Regions from separate parts of the Mus musculus genome. Here region 2 is linked to region 1. A link is a loop called in an ENCODE intact Hi-C map of the cell type or tissue named here. Cell type or tissue: left cerebral cortex. All regions are shown on one strand. Links, peaks and the distances in the headings refer to the core of each region. The heading gives the core; the rest is flanking DNA.

Region 1 (10,087 bases), core at 2,088-10,087:
CTGTAGCTGTAGCTGTAGCTGTAGCTGTAGCTGTAGCTGTAGCTGTAGCTGTAGCTGTAGCTGTAGCTGTAGCTGTAGCTGTATCTGTAGCTGTATCTGTAGCTGTAGCAGTAGCAGTAGCAGTAGCAGTAGCAGTAGCAGTAGCAGTAGCAGTAGCAGTGGCAGTGGCAGTGGCAGTGGCAGTGGCAGTGGCAGTGGCAGTAGCAGTAGCAGTAGCTAAGGCTGTAGCTGTAGCTGTAGCTGTATCTGTAGCTGTAGCAGTAGCTGTAGCTGTAGCTGTAGCTGTAGCTGTAGCTGTAGCAGTAGCTGTAGCTGTAGCTGTAGCTGTATCTGTAGCTGTAGCAGTAGCAGTAGCAGTAGCAGTAGCAGTAGCAGTAGCAGTAGCAGTAGCAGTAGCAGTAGCAGTAGCAGTAGCAGTAGCAGTAGCAGTAGCAGTAGCAGTAGCAGTAGCAGTAGCAGTAGCTAAGGCTGTAGCTGTAGCTGTAGCTGTTTGAGGACTCAGCCAGTACAGCCTGCTACCCGTCTCCTTCTGAGACTGGACTTGGTTGAAGTCAGGTGCCTAATTTTTTTTCAGCCCCTACCTACTCTCAAGATTGACTTGTTTGTTTGCTTGTTTCTAAGACATTTTCAGGGCTGGGGAGATGAATCAATGGTTAAGAGCACTGGCTGCTCTTCCAGAGGACCTGGGTTCAATGCTCATTACTCATATAGTACCTCACAACTGCCTGTAACTCCGGTTCTAGGGAATCCAACACCCTTACACAGCTACGCAAAATACCAATGCATGTAAAAATTAAAAAAATAAATAAATCAGTGAATAAAAGAAAGACGTTCTCATCTGCTCCAAGATGACCTTGAACTTCTGGTCCTCCTATTGCAGCCTCCCAGGTCCTAGTGTTACAGACATGTACCATTATACATAGTTTTATGTGATGCTAGGAGTCAAAAACCAGGTCTTCTACTGCGCAGGCACTCTACCAACTGAAATACAGCTCTGGGCCACAAGGCTGGTTCTTGAGGCCTCCTGTCAACACTGGGAGTTACTCAATATCATTCAGGAAATTCTTCTTCCTTGTAAGTGAATCAGGCTCCATTTCTGTTGTCTGCAATTAAGAGCCTTAATTAGTACAAAGATCCATTGAAAGCTTCAGTGGGGGAAATTGTATGCACATTATGTAAGAGGAAACTAGAAGGCTCTAATGGCAATGGATTGAAGAGAGAGAAGAGAACAAGGTCGTTGTAAGGTCTGAGAGGTTCGGAGGGCACAGACTCGGGAGCAGGATGCCCGTCGGTGTGAATATGGAAAGAAAATAAGCAGGTGAATCCACAGAGACAGCAACTGTGAGGCTGAGTGGTGGGAAGATGACGTTACAAGAGAACAAAAGTCATTTACAGAGAGCCGGCTTAAAGGGGACAGGCCCTCATTGACTCAGCAAATATTAAGTGTCTGTTGTATACCAGGGGCTGAGAGGCATCCAAAAGAAGAATAGCCTTGAAAAAGAAGGACTCAGTTCTTTGATGAACAAATGCATAGCTAAATAATGAATCTACATTATTAAAGCTTGCTTTGGAGTGCTATACACCCACCCATCAAAATGCATCTAGCTGGCGGTAGAATTTCAGAAAAGATCTTATGAAGTACAGCTGGGCCAAAGACAGAGAGATTAGCAGTCATTTCCATAGATGTTCATTTATTCATTCATTCAGCCATATTTATTGAGCATCTACTATGTACTCAATTCCATCCCTTGTATTAGAAACACAGAGCTGGGGCTGGAGAGATGACTCAGTGTTTAAGAGCACTGACTGCTCTTTAAGAGATCCTGAGTTCAATTCCCAGCAACAACTTGGTGGCTCACAACCACCTATAATGGGAGGCGATGCCCTCTTCTTGTGTGTGTGAAGACAGCTACATTGTACTCACATAAGTAAAATTTAACTAAAATAACTTACTTCATTTTAAAAAATAAAGAAAAGAAACACAGAACCTACACATACATCCACACACATGCACGCGTGCACTCGTGCGCACACAGGAGCAAAAGTGAGTCTGAACTTTTGTGGAGTTATTGGGATAGAGAGAGAGGAACACAATAGACAGTTACCTGTGGTGGACTTGATGTGAAATGCAGGCCCCTGTGACTCCAGGGTTTTCAACACAAAGATCTGAAAGGATGGATGTCACTTCCCAAATGGAAAGGATTCAGGAATTTCCCTAAAGCTCCGAAAGGGAGTGGGATCATTTCCAGCCTCTGCACTGTTTCTTTTTGAATCATTTCATTCAAAAGTCATGACATAGGTAGAGCCAAAGGATGTGTGGCATCCCTGCTATAAGCACAAAGGGGACTACGGAAGAGCAGAGGTTCTGGAAGCCCAGCACAGAGGGTGATAACACCTGTAAGGGGAGTGGATGAAGTGGTGGTAGCAAGAAGAGAGAAAGAAATACAAAAGAAAAAAGAGAGAAAGTAGCCGGGTGTGGTGGCACACGCCTTTAATCCTAGCACTCGGGAGGCAGAGGCAGGTGGATTTCTGAGTTCGAGGCCAGCCTGGTCTACAAAGTGAGTTCAGGACAGCCAGGGCTACACAGAGAAACCCTGTCTTGAAAAACAAAAACAAAACCAGAGAGAGAGAGAGAGAGAGAGAGAGAGAGAGAGAGAGAGAGAGAGAGAGAGAGAACTGTGTCTTGTGAGGGAACTAAAGGTGAGACCATTGGTTTTCTACGTGGGTCAGTGTTGACCAATAGATCGTATGGCTGGAGAGATGAGAGACTGACCAGCACAAAGATAGCTGTTTATAGGATAAAACGTATTTCCTATTACTGTCCACTGGGAGTTCTGGAGGCAGTGGTACCCCAAGAACAGTGAGCTTATCTAGAATGCAATATCAGTTTCCACATTTAATCTTCCATCAAGAGGAAAACAAACAAACAAAAAAAAAGGTTGCTTGTCAAAATGACTGGTGTTGAGGCTGGGGTGGAGAAAATACTAAGCCATAAAATAAGGAAGTACTCAGTAAATTCACAGAGACAGAAACTAGCTTGGCAGCTGGAGCAACTCGAGGGAATTTTAAGCATCAGAATAAATAATAGGGCAATGAGGGAAAGATTTAACATCTGTAGTATTGTTGCCAAAGATGCATAACCCACATCTAATCATGAAGAAACAGCAGACAAATCCACATGGAGGAATGTTCTACAATGCAACCGGTCTGTAATCTTCTCAATTGTCCCGGGTGTGAAAGTAAAGCATTGTAATTGTGTCAGATGGAAAGACAGAATCCAATGGGGTGAATAATTCAAAGCTGGAGCCTTTTGTTACAAAAGACAGCACTGGCCCAAATGACGAAAGTCTGACAAGCATTGGTGTCAATCGGGCTGCATTGGTACTACGAGGCAAGCTTCCTGATTGAGAGCATCATGCCGTGTTAGAAGGAGAATGTCTATTTGAAGAACTCATGTCCTAAAGCACTAGGGATAACAACAGGGTTACATCTGCAACTTACTCATGTGGTTCAACAAAGGCGTGTGTTCTCTGTACAACTAGTCTAACCTTTCTGTATCTTTCTATCGGTTTCCAAAGGCAAACATAGGGCTGGCCGTGTAGCTCAGTGGTAGATCCTTGCCTAGTATTTGTGAATTCAGTCCCCAGTATCTGGAGTGCAAGCAAGCAGAGAAGAGTAAACCATCCCTGAGACAGAGAAGAGTGAGAGGAAAACCAGGCCAGAGGATGTCCAAAAACACATAAAGTGTCACGAGAGAAGGCAGCAGATGCACACGGTGCGAAGAGTGAGTAGACTGAAGAACAAGAAGAAAGCATGAGGCCTTTAACCAGTTTTCTGTGTTGCTCCTTGTGACAACATCTTCATAGAGGAAAATGATTATTCTGTCACCCACAGACAACAGTGGAGACATCAGACTTAAGGACTGTCTTATTTTTTATTCCCGTAAAGAGGAACCATGACTACGGCAACTTTTATAAAGGAGGCCGTGTAATTGGGGCTGATTTACACTTCAGGAAGACATGGTGCTGGAGAGATAGCTGAGAGTACCATATTCAGATCTATAGGAAGGGTGGCTGGGGCAGACAGAGGCAGAGACACAGAGAGACAGAAAGACAGGTGCGAGGATAAACGTATAAATATAACCGAGTCCATTGAGTGTTGCGTGTATGTATTTTTTTTTTTTAGGGCTGACCAGAAGTAATAACACAGTGTGGAGCTGGTGGTTAGGAGCAAGAGCTTCTCTTCCAAGATCTGGGCTTAGGTCCAGCACTCACGTTGCTGCAGTTAACAGCTGCCTCCGACTCCAGTTTCAGGGGACCGACGCCCTCTTCTGGCCTCTGTGGGCCATTACACATACAGTTGTTATACACCTCTGTTTTTTAAAATAAGGTTCTCTATGTAGCCTTGGCTGGGCTAGAACTAGATATTTAGACTAGGCTAGCCGCAAACACATAGATATCTAACTGCCTCCTTCTCGAGAGTGTTTTAAACCTTTTCAAAAAAAAATAGTGTGATGCCCACTTTTGGACCAAAATATTCACGTATGGAATCATTACGATGACAAAGTCAAATAGGCTCATTTTAAACAAATGAAAACTGCTGATAGACGGTGAACAAATTTTAAACCACCTATAATCCCTCAACCGAAATAATTCAGCTCTTGGATGCCTGTCCGATTTCTTACATTAAAGGGAGACCCTGTCTCGTGCTATTTTTTGTTAAGGTACCCTTCCCCAGTGTAGAGCAAATACTAAATTACTGAATCAGCCGCTAAATAGACTTCAACTACTTCATTTAAAGGACAGAGCAAGGAATTCCATTGAACAAATATGCCGTTAAATTTAGGACTTTTACAGTAAGCTCGGGAAGGCTGGGGGTGGGGAGTAATCGTGGGGCGTGGAAAGACAGGTCTCACATCCTGAAGTCAGAGCTTGCCACCTTGTGAGGTTCAGAGAAGCTAGGTCACTGGGCTGGGTTTTAGGCACACACACAGGCAGAACAGAGGGTCAGTGAGATCGTGTCGGGCAGAAAGCAAAGAGCCTGCATGGCAGGATTTTTGGAGCGACGCGAGTCAGAATGTGTTGGGTTTCCAGCAGGCAAAGGAATGAGTGGAATCCGAGACCCATGCATCATGAGCAGAAACCCTGGACACTGCGCAGAAGCGCACAGCACAGGCCCGAAAGCTGATGCTTCTCCAATCCTCACCAACAGAGGGCGCCATGTCCTCAGTAGTTTATGGTGGGCGGTTCCCAGCTGCCAACCAGATGTGAGAAGCTGGACTGCGGGAGGCGCGAAGCTTTACTGGAGCCCCTGCAGACTAGCCCGCGGGATAGAGAGAGAAAGAACGGCAGGGGACAGGGTGGTGGCAGAACGCTCCAATGGATTCTATGCATACTCCCTGATTGTTTTCCTTTGCTGGACAGAAAGAGGGAACCCTTATGCCCAAAGAGGGCGCCGTTTTGTGTCTTCCACAAAACATCAGTTACAAGCTGGCGGCTGCCCTGTGGTTGGCTCAGCAAAACCAAGCTGGGTCCATTGGTCAGGGCGTGGGGCCAGGAGAGACCCACGCGGCAGCCTGCGGTGGAAAAGAGAATAGGCCGCAGGGGCCTTGAACTTTTTGAGTACACACAGCCTTGGATCCCAGACGTTGCAACACACACACACACGCACACGTGCGCGCGCGGGTGTAGCCTGACGTTTCAGATGAGGACCCTGGGGTCAAGGACACCCCCAGGATCTCATCCTCTTGATGTGCCTGCTGTTCCCTACTCCCAGGATTCCCGGGGTCTCCAAGACAACCCTGCTGTGCAAAGCTGTAATTGGCAGCGGACTGGGCCAGGCGGAGGCTGGGCGGGTGGCACAGAGGCGGGCGGGGGGCTTAATTGCAGGGCAATGGCTAGAAGTCTGGGCTTCAGTGCTACTGGGAGTGGAGTGGGACAGGTCTCTTAGCTCCACAGGCCCGACCAGGAATAGCCAAGTGGGGTTTGGTTGATTATTGGAAGCTCCTTCCTTGGAAACAGAGGCCTCGGGGCTTTGAACCCCAAGAAGGGTTCAACAGCAGGAGGAGGACACCTCAGAAGAGCTGGAGTAGGGGAGAGGACAGATTCCAAACTCCCCACCCCAACCTCAGAAACCCTGGTTCATCTTGTCCGAGACTCCTCCCTTGTTCTGACCATCCTCTGCTCCCCTTTCTGCCGCCCCCGTCACCCCCCTTCTCATGTCCCCAGGGCGCTCCCACCCTGGGGAAGAATGTGCCCTTCTGGCTCACCCTTGCCATGGTAACGGCACACCCCCACCCCCGCGCACCACAGCAGCGGGGCCTGGCCCTGCGGGCGGCGTGTAAAGGCAAGGGGGGGGGGGAGGACACACATCTCCCAGGCCCGCGGACACACCTCGGCTGCCCTGGTTGCCACGGCAACCGGGGGCGTTGCGGAGTGCGCAGTCTCGAAACAGCAAAGGATTCTCTCCGGTACCCCTTACTCTTCTAATTCGCTCTGGACAGGATCCAGAGAGGGATTCTGGGGTGCCCCAGGTTCTGTCCTCAAGCAACTCAAGCCTTTTCAGAAAGAAAAGGCAGTCTAAGGGCCCCAGAGAACCTAGCACCTGAACAGGGATCTCCCTGTCGCCAGCCTGTCCCCCTCCCCCAGCAGAACCCAAGGCGGGCGCTGACAGCAGGAAGCTGGGAAGGACCGGGAGGTACGCAGGCCCCACAGTGGAGCTGTGATTACAGGGACCTGTCCCTCCCGCCCCCGGCTCCCACTCTCATTAAGTCATTTTTTCCCCTGTTGGAAAGTCCCCGTGCCTTGAGCACAAGGGATGGGGCGACCGCAGGCAGCTGCCGGCAACCACATGAGAGGGGGGGTGGGAAGGGAGGAGGGGGGCTGCGATTGGAGCCTGGCCACTCTCCAGGGTGGAAGGCCCCCTACCGGAGGCGAGCTGGGGGAGCATTAATTCAGAGAAAGATAGAAGGACCTCCGGAATGATGGCCTTGACCTTGCTTCTCGCCCAGGAACTCTACAGCTGGCAAGCCTACCACTGAATGCCCTGCCCCTTTAAGCCCCCTGGCGGCTGGAAAGCCAGATGCCTGGGTCCTCATCCCATTCCAGCCGTTTCTCCCTGACCTCTAACCCCAGCACTGCGTCCATCAGTACATGGCCCCATTTGCTGTTAGTTCCTACCTCCCTCCTTTCCCGACATTAGACCTCAGTTCTGCCTTTGAAAAAAATAATCTAATGTCCCTCGGGTCGAAAGTGCACAGGAACCAGGGAGGTCTTTTCTTCCTTGGAAGGATCCCTGGTCACTTTCTGTTCCCATTCCAATTTTCATGGCGGGTGACTTCCGAGCTCTCCAGCCCACCTTCGCCCTAAACTTGCATTAAATTCATGATCCCATTGTTGTTTCCGACCAGTAGGTTGTTCCCGCTGTAGGCTCCAGCCAGTGTGCCTAAGCACAGCACCCACCCTCCCACCTGCATCATCTTTTCCTTCTTGTAAGGCCTCCCATAGACCACTCTGCTATTATGGGGCCCAGCCTTGTGGTCCAGATCAGGGAGGCTGTGTGGTGGTGGCTTAGGGAAACAATAACTTTGTCCCTTTCCCAACTTTACAGGTCACACTAGCATATATCAGACCACTGATTCTGACCACTGGAGTCCCATTGAGGCTCAGTGTCCAGTCCCCTGCCCCCACTCCACCCTAGGTAGCATATTCGGCAGTGTGCAATTTCCTCCTTATTCCCAAACTCCATCCTATAACTCACTTCCCCAAGCTCTGAAAGGCAGAGGAGGTCAAAGCTAATGCAGTAGTGAGTGCTGCTAGGGGCGGGGCTCTCCTTTTACCCTCCAATCCCCCAGCATACCTCTTCCTCCCTAGGATGGGAGGGAAGAAGGGGGGAACCCGGCCCCTAGAGTTCTCTCCAGGATGAACAAGAGGAAAGGAATGAGGCAGGTGTGTCTGTCTGTTCCTGCCTACCCCTCCTCCCTCCCCTCGGAGACTCTCACCCACCTGCCTGTGGGACTGTTTGGGGGGTGGGGTGGGGAGACAAACCCAAGTCTCTACTGAGGTGACAGAACTGGAGAGAGCCCTACACCTTGGGCTTGCCCAGGGGCTACTAAAATGCCACAGTCACCCAGCAGGGAGCTGAGAGCAAGTGGGTCCAGTCTTCCATCTGGAGAGCAAACAGAGATGTATGGTTTCAGAGTCACCCCCTCAAGGGATAGGAGCAAGGAAACGTTGGGTGGGGGTTGGGTCTCTGTGCAAACTGGCCTTTGGAACAAGACTCGGTCTGAGCTTGGTTTATCAAGATGGATGCCACTAGGCGATACATGGAGACATCTATTAAGTGAAGGAGCTGAGCAATAGGCCTGGATGAGGTAGATAAACCTGTGTAAATCAGATCCTGGGGGCTCTGTTCTAGAAAGTCATCAGGCTTGAACCACAGGGAATACAAGCGTCCTAGTAGAAACATAAGAACCTAAGATGGTGGGGGGGGGGGTGTTCACCTGCTAACTGACATCTTCAGCTGAGGCTCTGGGGGAATGAGGGGCTCAGGATGGCTTCCTATGCACCCCTAGCTTTCCTGCCTAGACTCCAGAGCCCAGCTCCAGACGGTGAGTCTGCCACCACCCTATTCCCAGCCGCACCTCCTGGCCCCACCTGCTCCCTGGGGCGCTGGCTGGGTTGAGCTGAGTCTTGCCCGGGATTGCTTCCCTCAGAGTGCCTCCTGTCTCTGCCATCGGTTGCTGCTGGGCACAGCCACTCGTCCTGGCTTGTGGCAAAGGGCTCAGGTACAAAGTGGGCGGTTAGAATTCTGGCACTGAGGACTCTGGATCTCTGGGTCCTTCTAGACATCCCTACTGCTGTCATCCAAGCTCAGGCCTCAGCTAGGTATTAGCCGTGGTCCCCATAACCATAACGTTCTTTCTGACTATCATCCTTTTGGCCAGACCCCCACTCGTGTGGGAACCAGAGCACAACTGGTGTCTGCTTAAGAGTCTCTGCAGATTCCTCTTTAATAAAACCCAGTTCTTATGGCTACCCCATCCTCTGGTCGCTCTGATCAGCCCTTGAGTTTTATACTCCAAACACAGAAGCTGCTCTGCTGATCCTTCAGCAAGTGTAGGTCTCTCTCCCCTCAGAGTTATGGGTCTGGAAAGCCCTTCCCCACCTCCCTATGGCTCTCTCTCACCCTGCAGGTCACAGCTTGTCTATCACAATTCAGAAGTCTTCCTGGCTGACAGTTTTAGCGGGAAGGGGGAAGGGCTCTATTTCCCACAAATCAAAGTATACAAGGGGTCCTGATTAATTTTCCCCATAACCCATAACATTGCCTGGAATAACCTTGTTTGTGTGTTTACTGGTTTATTGTCCATGTCCCTTAATCAGCCTGTAGACTCCGGAGCTTCTTTTTCCCCAGAGAGTGTCTCAAAGAGAGCGCAAAAATAAATATCTGTTAAGTGAAAGACAGGAGCAGAGGTCTGGAGCCCTTAGAGTCACTTCAGCCCGATGACGGCCATTTCTGCCTTTTAGTTTTCTTCCCCGGTGCCCATCAGCTTCAGTGCATTGCCTATCACTCCTGGGGAAGGGAAGAAGAGATGACAGGAGGTAGGCATGCCAGGCTGGGCTGCTTTGGTGACCTGTCCTAGGGTGTGGAACAGTCTCCACTATCACCCCCAGCTGTCTGAGCTAGGAACAGAAAGAGGGGAACCTACAGAGGTGAGCGGAGGAATGTCAATCAGATCTGGACTGTCTGGTGATTGTAGACCCTCGGGGCTGTAAGAGCCAACCACCTCTCTCAGGAGCCAAGGCTGCTGCTTGCTGCCTGGCTCAGATCCGCTAGCGGCAGAAGCCAGGCACCAAGAGGACAACCATTCTTGAGACCCAGAGGAGCTTGGGTCTGCTCACTTGCAGACGCTGACCCACTCGGTGATGCGGCATTCTTCGCAGACCACGAAGCAGCACCAGTGGAACCGGCAGTGGCAGCGCTCGCTGCGCGTCTGGCGCAGAATGTTGTGGCCGCGGCCACAGCACATGCTGCCGCAGCCATCGGGACCCGTGCTGCTCTTATTGCACAGGCGGCCCACAGTGCC
Region 2 (10,087 bases), core at 949-8,948, 53 kb before region 1:
CATCCTAGTAGGAATATGGAAGACTTTGTTGCTGGGAGTGATTTGAACTGTGTTGATCTGGCCCAAGAGATTTCAAAGGAGAAGAATTTCAGAATGTGGCATAAAGACTGGTTTTGTGATATTTTGGTGAAGAATGTGGCTACTTTTTGCCCTTGTCTGAAAAGTTTGCCTGAGGCTAAGGTGAAGAGACTTGGATTAATTGCATTGACAAAAGAAGTTTCAAAAAAGCCCAGCAGAGACTTTGTTCTCTGGTTAAGTCTTATGAAGAGAAGTTTGAACAAGCATAGCAAGCTTAGAAAGGAAAAATATAAAATATATGGTTCGAGTATTAAAGGGGTACCAGGAAGTGAAATGGAGTAAAATCTTTTGTTCTAGGAGATAACAGATTAAGGGAGTGGGACCTTGGGGCAAGATTCTACCCAGCTTAATTATATCCAGACATGGTAGTACACACCTTTAATCCCATGAGACAAGCATGCTGATCTCTGCATTCAAGGTCAATCTACAGAGCAAGAACTAGGATAGCCAAGCTTAGGCAGTGAAGGATTTAGAAAACATAAAGCTAGTGATAATGTAATAGTACAAGGGGGTCATGGTCTAATTCCTGTAAGCATCAGAACTCGGCAGCTTCAGCCATGTGGCTCTGGCTCTAGAGTTAAGAATGGAAGGAACTACTGGGAAAATTGATGCTGGTTAGCTGGAGCTAAGGAATTAGCAGTGATTAAGAAGAGACCAGCATCATTGAGGTGAAATCTTCTGGAAATTGTTTTCTGGGAGCACAAAGAAGCTGTGTTCCAGAGATACCCAAGGTTGTACCTCATGCTGCGGCTGGATTTGGTAATGTGTAAGAGTCTCTCAGGTGGTACTGCTTGTGAAGGAATGAAGGGATCATAGAGAGAAGCTGAGGCTTAGCACTGTGAGAGGCCAGGGAAGGCCATTGAAGAAGGTGAAGCCTCAGCTGTAGTTGATGGCCCAGGACTGAAGGGGTCATGCAAAGGATTTGAGGCTTGGCACCCTGAAGAGAGCCTATGAGAGGCTATTGGTGAAGCCTAGTTGAAGTAGAACACCCCAGTGTATTGGAGATGTCAGTATCATGGGATGATCACCAAGAACAGCAGCCGTAGTGGAGTGGATCAACCTGAGCTTAGAGTGCTACAGAAGGCAGAGCTGGAAAAGTGATGTCAGCCCTTAGGAGGAGTCCAAAAGATCAAGTGGAATCCCAGACACTGAAACAAGAAGCTGTAACATTGAAATTGCCTTGGAGACTCAAAGATGCCAGAGCCATGGGATACATGCTGAGGAAAGCTGCTAACAGGGAGTGGAACCAGCCCGGGAGAAAGCAGTTTGTTGCAGTCAACAAAGATGAAAAAGGAGTGGAGATCTGAAGACCACTTTGACATCAGCCATGGAGATGCAGAGTTTGGAGTTTGCCCAGCTGGTTCCCTGCCCTGCTTTGGGGATTAAAGTTAATTAAGTTGAATGAATCTCAGAAGAGACCTTGAACTTTGGACTTTTAACATTGTTGCGACTGCTATAGACTATGAGGACTTTGAAAGTTGGACTAAATGCATTTGGCATTATGCTATGTTTAAGTATGGCCCCCATAGACTCATGTTTTTGAACAAGTCTATGGGGACCAGGGAGTGGAATGTGATGGTTTGTATATCCTTGGACCAGGGGGTGGCACCATCTGAAGGTGTGGCCTTGTTGGAATAGGTGTGACCTGGTTGGAATGGATGTGTCACTGTGGGTGTGGGTATAAGATCCTCACCCTAGTTGCCTGGAAGTCAGTCTTCCACTAGCAGTCTTTGGATGAAGACATAGAACTCTCAGCTCCTCCTGCACCATGCCTGCCTGGATACTGACATGCTCCCACCTTGATGATAATGGACTGAACCTCTGAACCTGTAAGCCAGCCCCAATTAAATGTTGTTTTTTATAAGACTTGCCTTGGTCATGGTGTCTGCTCACAGCAATAAAACCCTAACTAAGACAATGATGATGATGATGATGGTGCCGCCATTATAAGGCATTTACTAGGAAATAAAAGACTTCAAAGTTGGAAAAACATGCTCTTAATTTGGAAAAAAATAGTATATTCCAACTCCCCCCCCATATAAAAATAAATTTCCTGGGCCTGGAGAGATGGCTCTGCAGCTAAGAGCAGTTGTAGCTCTTACAGAGGACCTGGGTTCAGTTCTCAGTATCTATATGGCTGTTTAAACCATCTGTAACTCCAGTTTCAGGGGATCTGGTACCGTCCTCTGGTCTCTGCACTAGGCACACTTATAGTAGGCAGAAGACTTATGCAAATAAAATAAAATTTAATAAAAGTCCCCACAAATAGATCAATTAATGAAACAAATATACTATAAGGAAACCAGAAAGAAAAGTCTTAAACTTAAATGCAAAAATTCAATGCTCAGGCAAGCAGTGGTGGTGTACACCTTTAATCCCAGCAATCGGGAGGCAGAGGCTGATAGATCCCTGAGTTCAAAACCAGCCTAGTCTACAGAGCTACCTCTAGGACAGTTAGGGCTACACAAAGAAACCCTATCCCAAAAACAAAAACAAAAGCAAAAACCTCAGTGTTCAAATATAGCATAAGAAGAGAGAAATCTGAACACCAAGGAGTTTCCCCTTCAGTTATGTTCTAAAGATGTATTTAGTCACAGGCTCACTGGCAATGGAAGAGAACACAGACTTGCTTTTGAAAGTTCATTTATTGGTTGCTCTAAGGCAGTAAGTGCTAAATGGATGTAGCCTGCTGGTGTTTATCACACCTAGGTAAAAGTTGCATATCAGCTCTCATTTATGTAGCGCCTATCACATCCCAGGTACTAAGCTACTTCTCTGACTAAAAAAAAAAAAAAAAAAGACAGGATATCACTGTATAGTCGTGGCTAACCTGGAGCTCACTCTGTGGCCTAGAACTCACAGAGCTCTACCTGCCTCTGTCTCTGCCTCCGGGATGTTAGCATTAAAGGTTTGAGTCACCAAGTCCAGCCTATATGCAAGTTTTTACTTTAATATTTACTACTATATATTAATTTCTTTTTCTAACTGTGCAGAATACTGATACCATTTACTGTGGTTATAATTTTATTTTATTATTTTGTATAGATGGATCTGTGGCCTGCATGTATATCTATGCATCACTGTGAATGCAGTGCCCCTGAAAACCAAAAGAGGGCATCAGATACCCTGGGACTAGAGTTACAAGACCACTGTGAGCTGGCATGTGTGGGCTGGTGATCCAACCCCAGTCTTCTGGAGGAGCAGCCATATCTATCAATCAACCTATCTACCTATCAATCTATCTATCTACCTATCAATCTATCTATCTATCTTTCTATCTATCTATCTATCTATCTATCTATCTATCTATCTATCTATCTATCTACTTATCTGTCTAGCTGAGACAAGGTTTTGCTATACAGTCTAAGGTGACTTCAAATTTATGATCACTCTGTCTCAGCTTCATGAGCACAGAACTCACAGTTGTGTACAGCCATGTCCAGCTAACTCATTTGTTTTAACTGAATAATGTAAAATTCAGTAAGTGGGGTATCTCAAAGTTTACTTAGCCCTGATTAACTATTGGTGAATATTTAAATAAAGTCCAACTTTTCTCTTTCCAGGGCATAATAAAGTAAAAAGAAAAGTTAAATACCTGTGATGTCTCTGTATTCCAAGTATTTCCCTAGCACCAATTCTCTAAGTTGAAACTCATGAGGGAAAAGTCTTAATGCTACTAGATATTTTTAATTACCTCCTCATGTAAGGCTGTATAGCATATTTCTTTGTATCTTTGATCAGATTTAGATATATTTGGAGGGTAAAGAATGAGTAATGGAGCTAGATGGTTGTGTGCCTTTAACCCAGCACTCGTGAGTCAGAGGGACGCAGATCTCTGAACTTGAGGCCAGCCTGGTCTACAGAGTAAGTCTCAGGACAGCCAGGGCTACACAGAGAAACCCTGTCTTGAAGAAACAAACAAACAAACAAACAAACCAAAGGTTGACCTGTTTCCCTCTTTATCTAAATGGCTACCCAGCTGTAAACAAACCACTTGCAGGCTCTCCTGGTCAATGAGTTCTAAGTGGTACTTTCACCCTATGCTGGACTCCAAACATTGCATAGTTTAGCTTTGTTTGGACTATCCTTTTCCCTCTACGGTACTGTCTATGCATGTACCAGTGCAATCTATTTTAGTAAGCCTTCTATACTCTCCTCCTCCCAGACCTTGACAGGATTTCCCTATGTAATCCAGGCTGTCCTTGAACCAGTGTGCTCCTGCCTTAGCCTCTGATGTGCTGAGATCACAGACATGCTATAGCTGACTTTAATTCACTCCTCTGAGGATTTCTTTGCTATTGTGTGGTTTCTCTGGGATAATATGTGTATGTGTGTGATTGTCTTCGAGTTAATGGTATCACTATGTTATGCAGGCTGGTCTGATCCTGTAGGTCAGCAGTTCTCAACCTGTGGTTGAGACTCATGGGTATCACATATCAGATATCCTGCATATCAGATATTTTCATTCCGATTCATAACAGTAGCAAAATGACAGTTATGAAGTAGCAATGAGATAATTTTATGGTTGTGGGTCACCCTCAGCCTCCCAAAATAGCTGTGAGCAACCATACTGTTCCTCCCATCCTTCTTTCCTTGGTGGAATGCCATGCATGAAGTTTATTTTGTAAAGAGATGCTTATTTCTCTAGTTATATTTTACATCATTATTCTTCTTGACTTTTAAGTTGCCATATATAAAATATACAGAGAGGGACTCATTTTAAGATTTATGGTCTTCATGCTAAATATTAACCACAGACAGCTGACTAAGAGGCGTGAAGAAACAGGGAGGGTACTCTTAAGAGAAACAGATGATTGTGGCAAATATCTCCACACAGAAAGAGATCTTAAGAGCAGCTGACTGGGAGTTGGGGTGGGGAGTTGAAAAGATGAGCCAGTGGTTAGGGATGCATCCCGTTCTAGAGGCCACTCACAGCAACTACAGGCCACTGTAACTCAGCACTCAAAAGGCAAAGACAAGACAACCAGAGGATTGCCCCACGTTCTAGACTAGCCTGGTCTACACTGAGTTCCTGGCCAGTCCTGGTTACATAGTGAGACCCTGAAAGGTAGGAAGAGAGAACAAAAAGGACTACGTGAAGCAGGAGGTACTTTAAGGTCACATCCTTGCACATAGCTTCCTTTATATTCTTTATAATCTGATAGTCTGACTCTAGTGTGGGGGCGTCATTTTGGGAGGCTCTCTGGCAGAGACCTTCCAGAAGAACCCATCTGAATGCCTGAGGCAGAGTCCCCATATGCAGAGGCCATAGGATATTCTCCTGGTTACTGCCAGATGCTCTGGTTGCTGGGCACCCTTGCTGGCAGGCAAAGGGGTTTCCATGACAACTCCCTCCCATATCTAGGAGTTTTTAACATTTCTCCTTTTCCAGAAAGTACTAAGGTATTCTGGGGACAGGCAAGCATGGCTCTCAGGACAGAGTGTTCTTTGCAATGTCCAGCAAGGGGGACACAGAAGGGGAGAGCACATATATGTATATAATTGAATGAACCTTCATCAGTATAAACACATTCATGTCTGCCTGGGTTAAAATATATGCCTCTGCCCCTGTATTGATGTATGCATCCAGCAAAGGGGTGCATCTCTTGTCAGCCACCTATTCATATTCACACAGCCCAACACACGGCCCTGTGCTCTGGTCCTTTGCAAGGGGAAGTGCTGAGTCATGGCTACAACTGGGCTTCTCTCTCCAAACCTCCATTTCCAGTTAGTCTACTCCTGGCCCTTCCGGGCTCTCCAGAGAGTTCTAGGCCCGTCTTTACCAACCTGGATGCATTTATCCCCAGGTTCAATCTCTGGCCGGAAAGAGAAGGCACTTTACTCTTTTGCATTTGCATTTCTCTCTCATTTTCGGTTTTTCCTTTTGGCTTCTCAGAAGACTGTTCTTCCTCTTTGCCCTCCACCCAGAAAAAACAGGACTCCTACCAAATGTAACCCAGAAAGCTAATTGTTCCAAGCAATCCTGATGATCATCTTCCAGAACCCCACCGCTAACTCTAATCGGATTATAGCAGTGTGTCCAGCTTTGGGATGTAACAGGGCAAGCTGACACCACTCAATGATGCTTTTCGCCCGTCTTCTCATCCGAGTTCTTCAGTGCCAGACCGTAGGTTCCAGGAGGCACGCGAAGGCGTCTACGTGTGCGTGCACACGCACACCGGTGCGAGCAGAAAGAAGATGCTGTGTCCATGAGTTCGGGGCAGCAGCTAGGCAGTGTTCCAAGGGCAGGATTTAAAAAAAAAATCTCTATCTGCTTTCGAGTCTCTTCCTCATCCCCTTTAGGCTGCTCTAACTCTGAAATTTCAATCAAGTCGCTAGTCTCACTAATTAGTTCCAAATTAAGAAAATCAGGATGCTTTCCCCACCCAAAGGTAAGCGAGTGGAAAGGTGGCCCCGCCCGCTCAGTCTGGTTACCATAGCGACAGCCGCGGAGTGACCCAAGTGATCTTCCTTCCCTCCTCCCAAATCCAGAGAGATGACGGCACCGCGTTGACTGCGCCAAATTCCAGCCAATGGGCGGCTGCTCCCGCCTTCCCTTCCGCTAGCTTTCCACACCCCCCACCCCCACCCCCCGGGAACTCGATTCACAAATCTGGGCCGAGGATTTCCGCCTCCAGGCTGGGTGCTAGGGCTGTGGGTACAGGCCAGGTGAAAGCCAAGTCCTGTCCTCCGAGGAGGGCAAGGGGGAGGCAACATTCCTGGTTCTCCGGCAAGACTTCTGTAACTTGTCGCCAGAATAGCTTACACCCCACCCTTGAATTATTCAGATCTGTGGCTGAGTCCCCCTCTGGCAGCTAGTGCAAGCCCCCACCCTGCAGGAACGCGCCCTTCAGCACCACGGACAGCGAATCGAGCCCTCTCCTTTGCCGGCCCCTCCCGGAATTCTTTCTGGATCTTCGTGGCCACGGTGGCGACCAGGTTCGCAACCGCAAACATTCTGCCTGCAGTCAGTCCTTCTTTAGCGGACGCAACACTAAATGTGCTGTTTTGCTGTCTAACTAAGAGGACAGTGGGGACTAAGCAGAGATTTGGAGCCAATTAGCTAAATTCCCCCCCCCCCTTTTTTTTCAGTTGGAAAAGGCTTTCGTTTCCCCTTTTGTTTCCGCCAATAATTGCACTTCTCTGGTGGTCAAGGGTCAAGGTCTGAGTCCCAAGCAGGAATGGGTCTGCAAAGACTGCTCTGGGTGGGCCTGTGACTAAAGCAGCCTCACGGGGTGGGGGTGGTACTCATATCCCAACTGAGAGAGGTAAGCACAGGCTTAGTCAGGCCTGACTAGACTCCTGACTCAATCAATATATGGTGGGAAGAACGGAAAGAAATAAAAACATCATGGCTAGCCAGTTCTGTCTCAAGGGTCACCTCACAGAAAGGGAGACTTCTGTCTCTTTATCATTTGTCCTTAAGTAGCCTGAGTATTAATAAGGAGGTAGGGCAGACAAGATGGAGGCCGGAATTGGGAGGTAAGTTCAGCCTCAACCCTTGGCTTATGATGCTTTACTGTAAAATGAAAGCCAGTGTGGGCAGGTAGCAGGTTACAGATCTCAGGGACCTGACTTTCCCTCCTACCCTACCCCTAACAGTTTCACTCCTACGCCCATTCCTTTCCACCCTCCGGGAACCCAAAAAGAGGCCGGCGCGAAACCATCTGTAGGCGCTTCCAGCGCTTTATAGTTCGCTCCAGGACAGACGGACAGACAGATAGTGCGGCCTGCGCCGTCGGCCCGCATCATTGGCACCTTGGACAAGGCCCCAGGCCCGACCCAGTCCCTGGTACTCTTCCCAGGACGATTCCGGTCCCGCCCAGCTCAGCACCTCGGACAATTCCCTGCCCAGCCCCCTCCCCACCCACCCACCCTCCTGAAACAGCGAAATAAATTAAAGTGTGAGGAGGGGATATAACAAGAAATCTAAAGATAAGGAAGAGGACGCCCCTCCCCCAGATAAGAAGAGTTTTCTTTCTCTTTCTATCCATCCACAGAGAAGACACCACCGCTGCAAGCGGGGTAGTCTACCAGGTTGGATCTTGCCCTCAAATCTCAGCCTCCTAAATGAAGGCAGCAGCCCTTTCCTCCTCAACTCCCAGCATGCAACACGTTGGAAAAGGTGGGGAGAGGCCGTGGGGGTGAAGGAAAGGATCACCCTGATCTTTGCCTGGACAACTGAGACTGCAGTTTCCTGTCCAGTCTATCCAAATTTAAAAAACAAAAACCAAAAAACTAAGGATCTGGGGAAAGGAGTGTAGAGTCTTGGGGATCGGTTGGTGGGGGGTGGGGGGTTGCAGGACGACACAAGCAGAGAGAGGGAAGGCAGACAGGAGGGATGGAGGTGACATGACCGGAGGAAGGAAGAGGAACAAGAAGGGTACACGGAAACATAGGTGCTGGAGAAGCGGGGACCGCAGTGGGGTACCATCAGGCTCGGGGTAAGGTAGAAAAGGGTAAAGCCCAGGGAATGCCAATGGACAGGCGGGGGCGGGGGCGGGGGCTGCAGACAGGAGGTAAGACGAAGACACAGAAAGGTGAGGGACTGGACAAAACCCAGGGTGGTGGACTTTGAGATGCCCACAGCAGGAAAGAGGGAGACCAGGGCAGAAATGGAAAGATGGAGGCGCAGACAGACGGAAAGGGTGAACGAAGTTGGGGGTGCACTTCCCGCGATCATCCCCCACGCCCACCCCACGCCCAGTAAATCCAGACACCGCGGCCTCTGGCGTCCTAGCCTCCACCTTCCCCTGTGGGGCAGGGGCGGCTCCTCCTCGGCCCAGCCTGGGCATAGAGCAGCGGTAATAGCGACGGTGGCTTGATGGTCCCGGGGTTTCCGGGTGTGTGTGAGGGGCTGGGGCGGGGGGCGGGCGCGGCCCCTGGGAATCCCTAGCGGTCCAAGTTCATAGTCCAGTGCTTGGCTCCGGTCGCGCAGCTGTCCCTGGCGCTCGAGGAGGAGGTGGTGGACGCGCTGCTTCCGCTCGGTGGACCCCCGGTGCTCGCCGCGGCCTCGCCCTCGTTCTTGAGGTCTTGAAAGACTTGCGTGAAGAAGTGGGGGTCGGCGTTGAGTCGCAGCATCTGCGGGCTGAGCCGCTGGATGAGGCGCAGGCAGCGCTGCCAGAAGCGCTCCTTGTCGGGCTCCACGAGGAACGGCTTGAGCGGGTAGGAGATCTCGTTGCCCATGTAGGAGTAGGCGAGGTAGAGGCAGGTGAGGAAGGCGGCCTGCAGTTCCGCGGCCGACGCCAGCTCGTCCCCACGAAGCGACTCCCGGCACAGCAGGTACACGAACACCAGGTTGGCGGGGGTAATGAAGGCCTGGTCTTGCCAGCCCTGCAGCAGCAGCGAGCGGTCCACGCCGCGGAACCAGCCCACCAGCTCGCCGGGGCTCAGCTCCTTGAGGCGGTAGCAGCGTCGGCACACGAAGTCGCCGAGGCAGCGGAGCAGCTCGCCGGTAGACGCCTGCACGATGACCCGCCGCGGCGAGCCTCCGGGCGCCGGCGGTGCCGCCTGCGGGGCTGGGGGTGGCGGCGGCGGCGGCTTTCCCCCGCCTGAGCCTGGTGGAGGGGCGGCTGCGCTGCCCCCCGACGGGGGCTCGCAGGTGGCAGCGGTCGTGGGCACCGTGGGCACCGGCACGGCCAGGGGCTTGGCTGTTCCGCCACCGTCGGGGCCGTCGCGGCCCTTGCGGAGAAGGTTCTCGCGGTTGCGTTGCTGGACCAGAGGGTCGGGACCGGTGGACGCTGGCTTGGGCGTCACCTTTTTGCTGCCTTTCTTCTTCTTGGCCGAGGCTGCCACTAGGCGCTTCCAGGTGAGCGCCGAGATGAGCACGGACGGCCGTTTGAGCCGGCTCTCGCCTTTGCCGCCCTTGCCGGCCGGCGGCGCGCCGTAGCCCCCCAGCGCCTCGTCCCCCGCGGGCGGCGCCTTCTTTTTCTCCTCCGGCAGCCCTCCCGGCCTCCGGCCCTTGGCCGAGGAAGCAGGGGAAAGCGACAGCACCGTGCCCATCCTGCAG

The links. A loop is a pair of places that touch in the nucleus more often than their neighbours do. Peaks named below come from ENCODE experiments on the same cell type or tissue, not always from the same donor. Only the 100,000 strongest peaks of a DNase experiment are listed, where the experiment ranks them.
Region 2: it touches region 1 in a loop (3-fold over the local background); 7 of 42 quality-filtered maps call a loop at or near these places.

Annotation. Positions count from the first base shown.
Region 1 is chr1:74,803,432-74,813,518 of GRCm38, reverse strand. It overlaps Wnt10a (wingless-type MMTV integration site family, member 10A), which reads right to left. Exons shown (of 4, transcript NM_009518.2): 4 at 9,343-10,087. The coding sequence ends at 9,899. Among named protein-coding and RNA genes, the nearest start is that of n-TGgcc3, 8.3 kb to the left of the region's middle. In left cerebral cortex, for the core only: CTCF peaks have their summits at 4,339 (motif pointing left), 5,207 (motif pointing right) and 7,033; DNase peaks (open chromatin) are centred at 4,302, 5,201, 6,464 and 6,631; H3K4me3 peaks cover 1,326 bases; H3K27ac peaks cover 2,430 bases.
Region 2 is chr1:74,855,091-74,865,177 of GRCm38, reverse strand. Cdk5r2 (cyclin-dependent kinase 5, regulatory subunit 2 (p39)) reads right to left here. Exons shown (of 1, transcript NM_009872.3): 1 at 7,446-10,087. The coding sequence starts at 10,080. The coding sequence ends at 8,971. The region is part of intron 2 of Gm16582 (predicted gene 16582); the gene reads right to left. Among named protein-coding and RNA genes, the nearest start is that of Cdk5r2, 5.1 kb to the right of the region's middle. In left cerebral cortex, for the core only: CTCF peaks have their summits at 3,173 (motif pointing right) and 5,016; DNase peaks (open chromatin) are centred at 7,378, 7,645, 8,137, 8,791 and 8 more places; H3K4me3 peaks cover 3,282 bases; H3K27ac peaks cover 3,903 bases.